Regions from separate parts of the Homo sapiens genome. Here region 1 is linked to region 2. A link is a loop called in an ENCODE intact Hi-C map of the cell type or tissue named here. Cell type or tissue: CD14-positive monocyte. All regions are shown on one strand. Each heading gives the region's core, and the rest is flanking DNA. Links, peaks and the distances in the headings are about the cores only.

The links. A loop is a pair of places that touch in the nucleus more often than their neighbours do. Peaks named below come from ENCODE experiments on the same cell type or tissue, not always from the same donor. Only the 100,000 strongest peaks of a DNase experiment are listed, where the experiment ranks them.
Region 1: it touches region 2 in a loop (2.3-fold over the local background); 13 of 110 quality-filtered maps call a loop at or near these places.

What each region holds. Positions count from the first base shown.
Region 1 is chr19:31,212,010-31,216,030 of GRCh38, forward strand. It overlaps a transcript of TSHZ3 not described here. Among named protein-coding and RNA genes, the nearest start is that of LINC01791, 47 kb to the left of the region's middle. RefSeq lists an enhancer at 1-112. In CD14-positive monocyte, for the core only: no CTCF peak of the experiment used is centred there; a DNase peak (open chromatin) is centred at 2,302; H3K4me3 peaks cover 871 bases; H3K27me3 peaks cover 954 bases.
Region 2 is chr19:31,355,090-31,359,110 of GRCh38, forward strand. All of the region lies in intron 1 of TSHZ3-AS1 (TSHZ3 antisense RNA 1), which reads left to right. Among named protein-coding and RNA genes, the nearest start is that of TSHZ3, 7.7 kb to the left of the region's middle. RefSeq lists an enhancer at 1-141. In CD14-positive monocyte, for the core only: CTCF peaks have their summits at 2,198 (motif pointing left) and 2,402; a DNase peak (open chromatin) is centred at 2,122; H3K4me3 peaks cover 421 bases; H3K27me3 peaks cover 2,232 bases.

The DNA.
Region 1 (4,021 bases), core at 781-3,280, 140 kb before region 2:
AAACAAATCCTTGAGAGCACTTTTAAGCTTTTCTTTCTCTCTTTTTTTTTTTCTTTTTTGATACCATAGGAAATTTTGAGATAAAACCGTGAAATGTTAGGGCAGTCCCTTACCACACATATTGAGTTAGTGTAATTTGTTAAAAAGCAAAAAAAGCAAAGGGTGGCCAGACGCCATGGCTCACACCTGTAATACCAGCAATTTGGGAGGCCAAGGCAGGAGAATTACTTGAGGTCAGGAGTTCGAGACCAGTCTGGCCAATATGGTGAAACCCTGTCTCTACTGAAAAGATGCAAAAATTAGCCGGGCGTGGTGGTGCACACCTGTAATTCCAGCTACTCGGGAGGCTGAGGCTGGAGAATCACTTGAACCTGGAAGTCGGAGGTTGCAGTGAGCCAAGATCACACCACTGCACTCCAGCCTGGGTGACAGAGTGAAACTGTGTCTCAAAAATAAAAATAAATAAAGAAAAATAAAAAGCAAAAGGCTCTCATTATGTATCATCAGGGGAATTAAAATCAAAACAACAATAAGATGCCACTACACCCCTGTTAAAATAGACAAAATCGAGAACACTGACAACTCCCAGTGCTTCCAAGAGTACTGGGGAACTCTGTTACCGGAACTCTGATTCAGTACCAATGGAAATGCAAAATGGAACAGCCACTTGGAAGACAGTTTGGTGGCTTCTTACAAAACTGAACATCCTCTTAGCATACCATCCTGCAATCCCACTCCTTGATGTTTACCCAAAGGAGATTAAAATTTATGTCTCACAAAAGGCACATGGGTGTTTATGGCAGGTTTATTCATAAGTATTAACACTTGAAAGCACCCAAGACTGCCTTCAGTAGGCAAATGGATAAATAAAATGTGGTACACCCAGACAACAGAATATTATTCAGCACTATAAAGACAGAAGCTAACAAGCCATGAAAAGACATGGGAGAATCTCAAAAGCCTATAATAAAGTGAAAGAAGCCAGTGTGAAAAGGCTATATATGGTACAATTTCAACCATACGACATTCTGGAAAAGGCAAACTATGGAGACAGTAAAAAGATTGACTGGGTGCGGTGGCTCAAGACTATAATCCTAGCACTTTGGGAGGCGGAGGCGGGTGGATTGCCTGAACTCAGGAGTTTGAGACCAGCCTGGGCAACATGGTGAAACCCCGTCTCTACTAAAATACAAAAAAATTAGCCGGGCGTGGCGTCATGCACCTGTAGTCCCAGCTACTCAGGAGGCTGAGGCAGGAGAATTGCTTGAACCTAGGAGGCAGAGGTTGCAGTGTGCCAATATCACACCACTGCACTCCAGCCTGAGCAACAGAGCGAGACTCTGTCTCAAAAAAAAAAAAAAAAAAAAAAAAAAAAAAAAAAATCAGTGGTGTCCAGGGGTAAGGAGGGAAGGATGAATAGGCAGAGCACAGAAGATTTTAGGACAGTGAAACTACTCTATAGGATACTATAATGGTGGATCCATGTCTTTGTACATTTGTGTAAACCCATAGAATGTACAACATCAAGAGTGAACACTGACATAGCTATGTACTTTGGGTGGTGATGATGGGTCAATGTAGGTTCCTCAGTTGTAACAAAGGTACCACCCTGGTGGGGGATGTTGGTAACGGGGTGATTGCATGTATGTGTAAGCAACAGGAGGTATATGGGAAATCTCTGTATCTCTTGTGAACCAAAAACTGAAATAAAGTCTATTTAAAAGAAAAAAACGCAATGGAGGAGAGGAGCAGATTACATAAAAGGAATGAGCGTGCTGGCACTTAGCGCACGTTTGGTGCCCAGTCCTCACTCTCATTCTCTTTAGAATAAGTCTACACTCTTTCTTCTGAGCCTCGAGCTGCCCCTGGAGTTTAGACAATTATCTTCCTTTGAGGATTTGAGAAAAGTTTTCAAATTGCGACAATTTAGGGGGATTTTATTTTTTATTTTATTCTTATTTCTCACTCCTTACTTCTTCCTGCACTTGGAATCGTTAACTTGTGCTGAGTGTGGCCGCCAGGCCATCACTGCTAGAAAGGACGAGAGATTCTTAGCAGTAGTCAGAGAGCACCCGTCGGGACCAGTCCTTCTAATTCTCAAACCAAATGAGGTTGAACAAACCCGGGTAAGTTTTGGCGCTTCCGGCTGGTTGTTCCAAATCTTTGAAAGCCCTCTGCGCACTCTCCGTCATTCATGTAATCATTTAAAATATGTCTTCCTGTACAGGAACTGGGTCCCAGCCGCAGGGTAACCAGAGGCTGCATGAGTCACTGTGGTTAAGACAGATCATTGAATTCTCAGCTGGCGTGACCTCATAGCTGGGAAGCCAGAGGGCCTGCGCCAGCCAAGAGGAGCTAGCTTTGCTGATGGTGTGGTGCAGGAAGTGACTCTGCCCCATACCTGAGTCCTTTCCATAGGAAGTGAGCTGAGTGGAGACAACAGCAGATTGAGAAAGCAAGAACAGAGTCTTTGATTCTTGAGTTTTATTCAGCTCAGGGAAAGACTGCATTCATACCTGGATAAGGCATTGCACCTAAGTTGACTGAGACTTATCACTTTCACATCCCAGGATTAAGTGTGGGGGTCCTGAAGACCTATTTCCTAAAGAATCAGGCAGGCCGGGCGTGGTGGCCCACGCCTGTAATCCCAGCACTTTGGGAGGCCAAGGCAGGCAGATCACGAGGCCAGGAAATCGAGACCATCCTGGCTAACACGGTGAAACCCCGTCTCTACTAAAAATACAAAAAATTAGCCGGGCGTGGTGGCGGGCGCCTGTAGTCCCAGCTACTCGGGAGGCTGAGGCAGGAGAATGGCGTGAACCCGGGAGGCGGAGCTTGCAGTGAGCGGAGATCCGGTCACTGCACTCCAGTCTGGGCGACAGAGCGAGACTCTGTCTCAGAAAAAAAAAAAAAAAAAAAAAAAGAACCGAGCATTCAACCCTCATCCATAGACCATTCCCTCTTTGCCAAAAATGTAACAAAGCAGGAGGGGATTAAAATAAAATTTTTAAAAAGTTGGCAGGTACCAAATATTGATACAAAAATGAAGATATTCGGTTGGTTGGCTATACATCTCCAGTGTAGGTGTTTCAAGCATTTCCCAGACATTAGTCATTTAGATACCACATTCAGAATTGTGGCGCTATATCATGTCAATACTACCCTGTACTCATATTTTTCTTTAATATGAGTCAGGTCTTTACTTAAATAAATTTACTCAAAAAGGAAAATTGCTGTCACTCACTGGGAAGTCAGAATCATCTGTCATAAATTGTAAATCACACAAATGAATTTAATGAAAACATTAAATTAGAAGCATCTGTCCACAGAGCACATAAAATAATCTTAAATAACATCAATGCTATACAAGTAAACAAGAAACATCAAAGAACATCAATGGTATAAGTGTATACAAGAAATATCCATGGTATAAGTGTAGACAAGAAATATCAGAAATAGGGTAAAAATGTGAGCTTTAAAAAACTAAAACTCTGAAGATAGCTGGTCCCAATTGTGTTGTTTTAACCATAAAATAAAATGATTTTTTACATTAATAGGAATATTTACAGAAAAAGGTTCTAAGCTGGGTGTGGTGGCTCACGCCTATAATCCCAGCACTTTAGGAGGCTGAGGCTGGCGGATCACGAGGTTAGGAGTTCAAGACCAGCCTGACCAACATGGTGAAACCCTGCCTCTATTACAAATAAAAAAATTAGCCGGGCATAGTGGTGTGTGCCTGTAATCCCAGCTACTTGGGAGGCTGAGGCAGGAGAATCACTTGAACCCGGGAGGCGGAGCTTGCAGTGAGCCGAGATCGTGCCCCTGCACTCCAGCCTTGGCGACAAAGCGAGACTCTGTCTCAAAAAAAAAGGTATTATAATTTTTTTCTATATATAGGATCTATAGTAGAGTTTTCCAATTGGCTTAAAAAAACTATTAAAAATTAAATTAAATTTATTATTAAATATTAAATATTAAATTAAATTAAAATTGTTAAATTTTGGAGGAAAATCACCAAATT
Region 2 (4,021 bases), core at 1,033-3,532:
CCACTGCATGCCGCTGCCGTTTTCCACGAGGACCGCCTGACTGAAAGGCAAAGGGGCCTTCGATCTTCTTCCCGGGGCAGCTTTGATGCCTGAGTGTGCGGGGCCGGGGCCGGGGCCAGGGCAGAGCAGGGTGGAAGCTGGTGCCCCTGTCTGGCCCACCCTTAACTCCTGGGCACCACTCGATTCGGGAGAACTTGGGGTGGAAGCCGACCTGGTCTAGGAAGCCACAGCCTGCAGGTCCCCCTCTCCAATGCCTCATTTTTTCCGATTTAGGATTTCCAGGCAGTTATAAACACCTTAAAAAAAAAGACCCACTTAACAATACACCTAAAAGAGGGAGGGAAGGAAGGAAGGAGTACGGTTATCACAGGCGTGTGGGGAGAGGGAAACCAGGTCTGCCTAGAAACCCACCTTCTGGTCCTGTGAGTCATAGCGGCCACTTTCTCGGGTTTCCCAAGACAGGAGATGGCGATTTTCTGCTCCCTCCCCTCTCCCCAAGCTTTCCAGTGCTCTGAGTCTCACATCTTCAGATACCTCTTTCTTCCTTCATTCTCTTTCGTTCAATCATCTACGGAACTTTCAAAAACTTTTTTTTTAGGAGAGCGAAGATTAAATAAAGAAAATAAAACGTCTTTGTATTTCAGTCTAAGGAGGACAGATGCACATTAAACTCAGTTTGGAGCGCTTAACTCCAGGCGAAATGCCCTTTTATCAAATCCCACGCGTCGACTTGGGTTGCGCTGGGAATTTCACGAATTCCTCGCTGCAGCGTGGCGTGGTTTACCCCCACCCCCACCGCCACCCCACTTTGGGTGAAATGGATTTTTGGAAACCATTTAAGCAGAGCTAAAAATAAGGGTGGGGGGATCCCTACACTAGAGATAGCTGCAGCCACCTAGGGGCTCACCCCTGGTCGGGAGCGAGCAGCTATTTGCTAGTTGTAGCTCAGGGGTGCCCAACTCTTCCCGTGTGGTTGCGCCAGCTGCCCCGCACTGCAGGTATCTGAATCATTACGTGGGCAACCTGATGCGGCTCTGAACCCCAGCTCTTTGAATGCTGGAATCCTGAAGGAGGAGGATTCCACCAGGTCTTAGCCGACCAGATAGCCCAGCTTTCTGAGGCTGGTGACCTCATTAACTGGCCAGGGAATTTGCAAGACCAGGAATAATCACGTTTCCCAGTTCTTCTTTCCTACATTGCTTTTCTCCTCTGTCTTCAACGTTAGGGTTTTGTGTTTGTCCCTAAATTTACAATTTACAAACGGGGAAGACGGAGCCTAAGTTTCTGCAGGGCAGGTACAAAAGAGAGGGACAACACTCTGGGGGCCTCATTCTTTCACGTTTTTGTTTCTTGAAATTTGATGGATATCACCTTAGTTCGGCAATAGGAGGGCCAGGGTGACTGGGGACATGGTGGCCCGAAGGGTTAGATAATATAGCATGCAGGTAGTCTCTGATCTCCAGGGCTTTGATAACACCAAGATTTTCCTCCTTTGCAGAGCAGTCCTAAATTCTGCCTTCTCCCTTTTCTGCCGCCTCTTCTCTTTTCCCCATTTCTTTCTTCGTTTCTTTTTCTGTTTTCTTTTTGTGTGCCTCTCTTCCAACAGTCCCTCCTCCACCTTTATAAGACTTCTCAAAGGTTATTTATTTAAGGTCTACCAAGTGCTAGCCCCAAACAGGTCCAGTCCTTCTACCTGTGGCAAGACGGAGGCTGTTACCGCGTGCAAATAGTGAGGGAACAAAGTAGTTTGGAGTTTTTTGCAGCTTTTTTAGGTGAGGGGAAGGGAGGGAGGTCAGAAATAGGTTGACACTTGGTTTGAAATAAAAGAGCATGTTAAGAAGTTTCGAAGCTGCCAATAAAACCCTTTAAGTGGCTTGTGATTCAGTGCCTGGAGTTGCGGGGATGGCATTGGTAAATGACTCTAATGCCCAAAGAAAAATATTACAAATGCCGCTGTCTCGGCCACCAATCGGGCGCCGCTTTCCTGCGCGGGCGATGGCTCCTCTCTGGCGCGGAGGGCACCCACATTTGCATGATAAATTGACCAGACTGGCGGCAGCCAATGAAATATTCAAATTAGGCTGGGTGGCGGTAGTAGGGGTGGAGTCCCTGGGGCTGCCCCTTGGCGCGGCGGCGGGAGCGGGCGCTACCACCTCTCCGTCAGCGCCCTCTGGAGGCGGGACAGCGCGGGCGGCCGCTCTGGCCCAAAAGACGAGATGGGGGGTTGGGGGTTTGGGATGCAAGGGGGTTTGGGAGGGGTGATGGTGGGGTCTGGGTGGTGCTTCGCGGCCCCAGGAGGCTTTCCGGCTGGCCTCGTTGACTAGGCGTACAGCAGCGTCTCCGCATGCCTCTTGCCCTTAAAAGTGTTGATGGATTGCAGAAGTGGATGGTGACCCCAAGGAGGGGTTTCAGAAAGGCTCCAGCCTCCTTCGCCCAACCACCTTCTCTAGGTTCCCCTAACAAACCCATCACTTAAGTTAAAAACGTGTATTTGCTCTTGTTGACTTAGCTTTAAGACAAGATTCTTGCCCACCGCAGACCACATGGCCAGCTTTCCCAAAGGCCCTCTGATAATGAAATGGTGGAGCAGATATATCAAACTTTCCATCTTGCCCTGAGCCAACGACCCTGCACCCTCACAGGCCAGGGCACTCTGGAGGGCACCCTGCCTGGAGCCCCAAACCTTGGGTAAGCTGTGGGAGCCTAGGCAGGGGCAGGCAGTGCCTGGAGGCTGGCTTCAGACGGCAGAACTTCTCACCTGGGAAAATGCTTTCTGGAAGAAGCACCCAGGCCTCAAGGCAGCTCCAGTGAGGGGGCAAAAAGGGATATACATAAGGCATAAGGCGCTGGCCATGGTTAGGTAGGTGCTCAGCCAGGAAGATAGGGCAGATTCACATGGGGGAGATTGGCTCGGTGATGAGACCACTTCTGACTCCACCAGAACCAGGCCCAGCTCTTCCTGGAGGTCCTGACTCAACGGGGACTTTTGCATGGGAGCCAAAGAACAGTGGATGTCTCTTGTCCGCTGATCATCTCTTCCCTTCCCCCACCCCATATTCCATCCCATGCCAGATCCCTAGGCTGTGCCTGTTAGAGCTACTGTAGCACCACATGGACTTGCCTTTAAAGCAGAATTTTTAGAAGTGCAGTTGCTTTTCTTTACTCTGCTGTGGGATGCTGAACACCTTGTTCTTTCTCCAGCTCAGCAGGGCTTGGAGTTGGTTCCTAGCTATCTCTGGGAATGCTCGATCCCCATCTCTGTTACCAGCCAAAAGGGTCTGCGGGAGGTGGTCGGCACTCCAGTCAGCAGCCCTCTCAGTACCTCTTCCCCAGACATAGTCAAAGCAAGTCATTCATCTGCAGCCAGTCTCCCCTGCCCATTCACCAAGGAGAACCTGGGGATAGGACCACTCAGAGCCTGGCCCAGGCTGGCTCACTAACTGTGTGTAAATACACACAGCGGAAAGAGTAGGTGCTGAACACACATGTGTGAGAGAGTGAATTTTTACTCTCAATCACCTTATATATATTATCAATAGTTTCAAAGTATGTTGCCCAAAGGATGTTAATTCCTAAGAAGGCTTTTATATCGTTTGGAGTTTTGAGGAGTGTGTTGGCTGAAGAGAAGAGGGTCTGGCCCCAGTCTTGATGGGAATGCATGGGGTAAACAGCTGGTGGCAGAGGTACAAAAGGGGCCTCTCTACTTTCTAAGAGAATCTTCCATCCTGGCTGATTTTAGGACCTGGGGTGGGGTTCCCATCAGGAGGAGGCCTAAGGAAGGAGTAGGACCCTTCCTAGATGGCTGAGTCAACTTATACGACAGGGCAGGGAAACCTATCTTGGAAACCCGGGAGCCCTCCTTCCTCCTCCCCATCCTCAGGCCTCACCTGAGACTTGAAAATGGACCAGAGTCTTCCTCCAACAGTGAAATTCGTTAAAGAGTCACTCCTGTCTAGAATGTGCAGAAATGCAAGCCTCTCTCTTTCTCTCTCTCTCTCTTTCTCCACCTTGAGGATGCTGT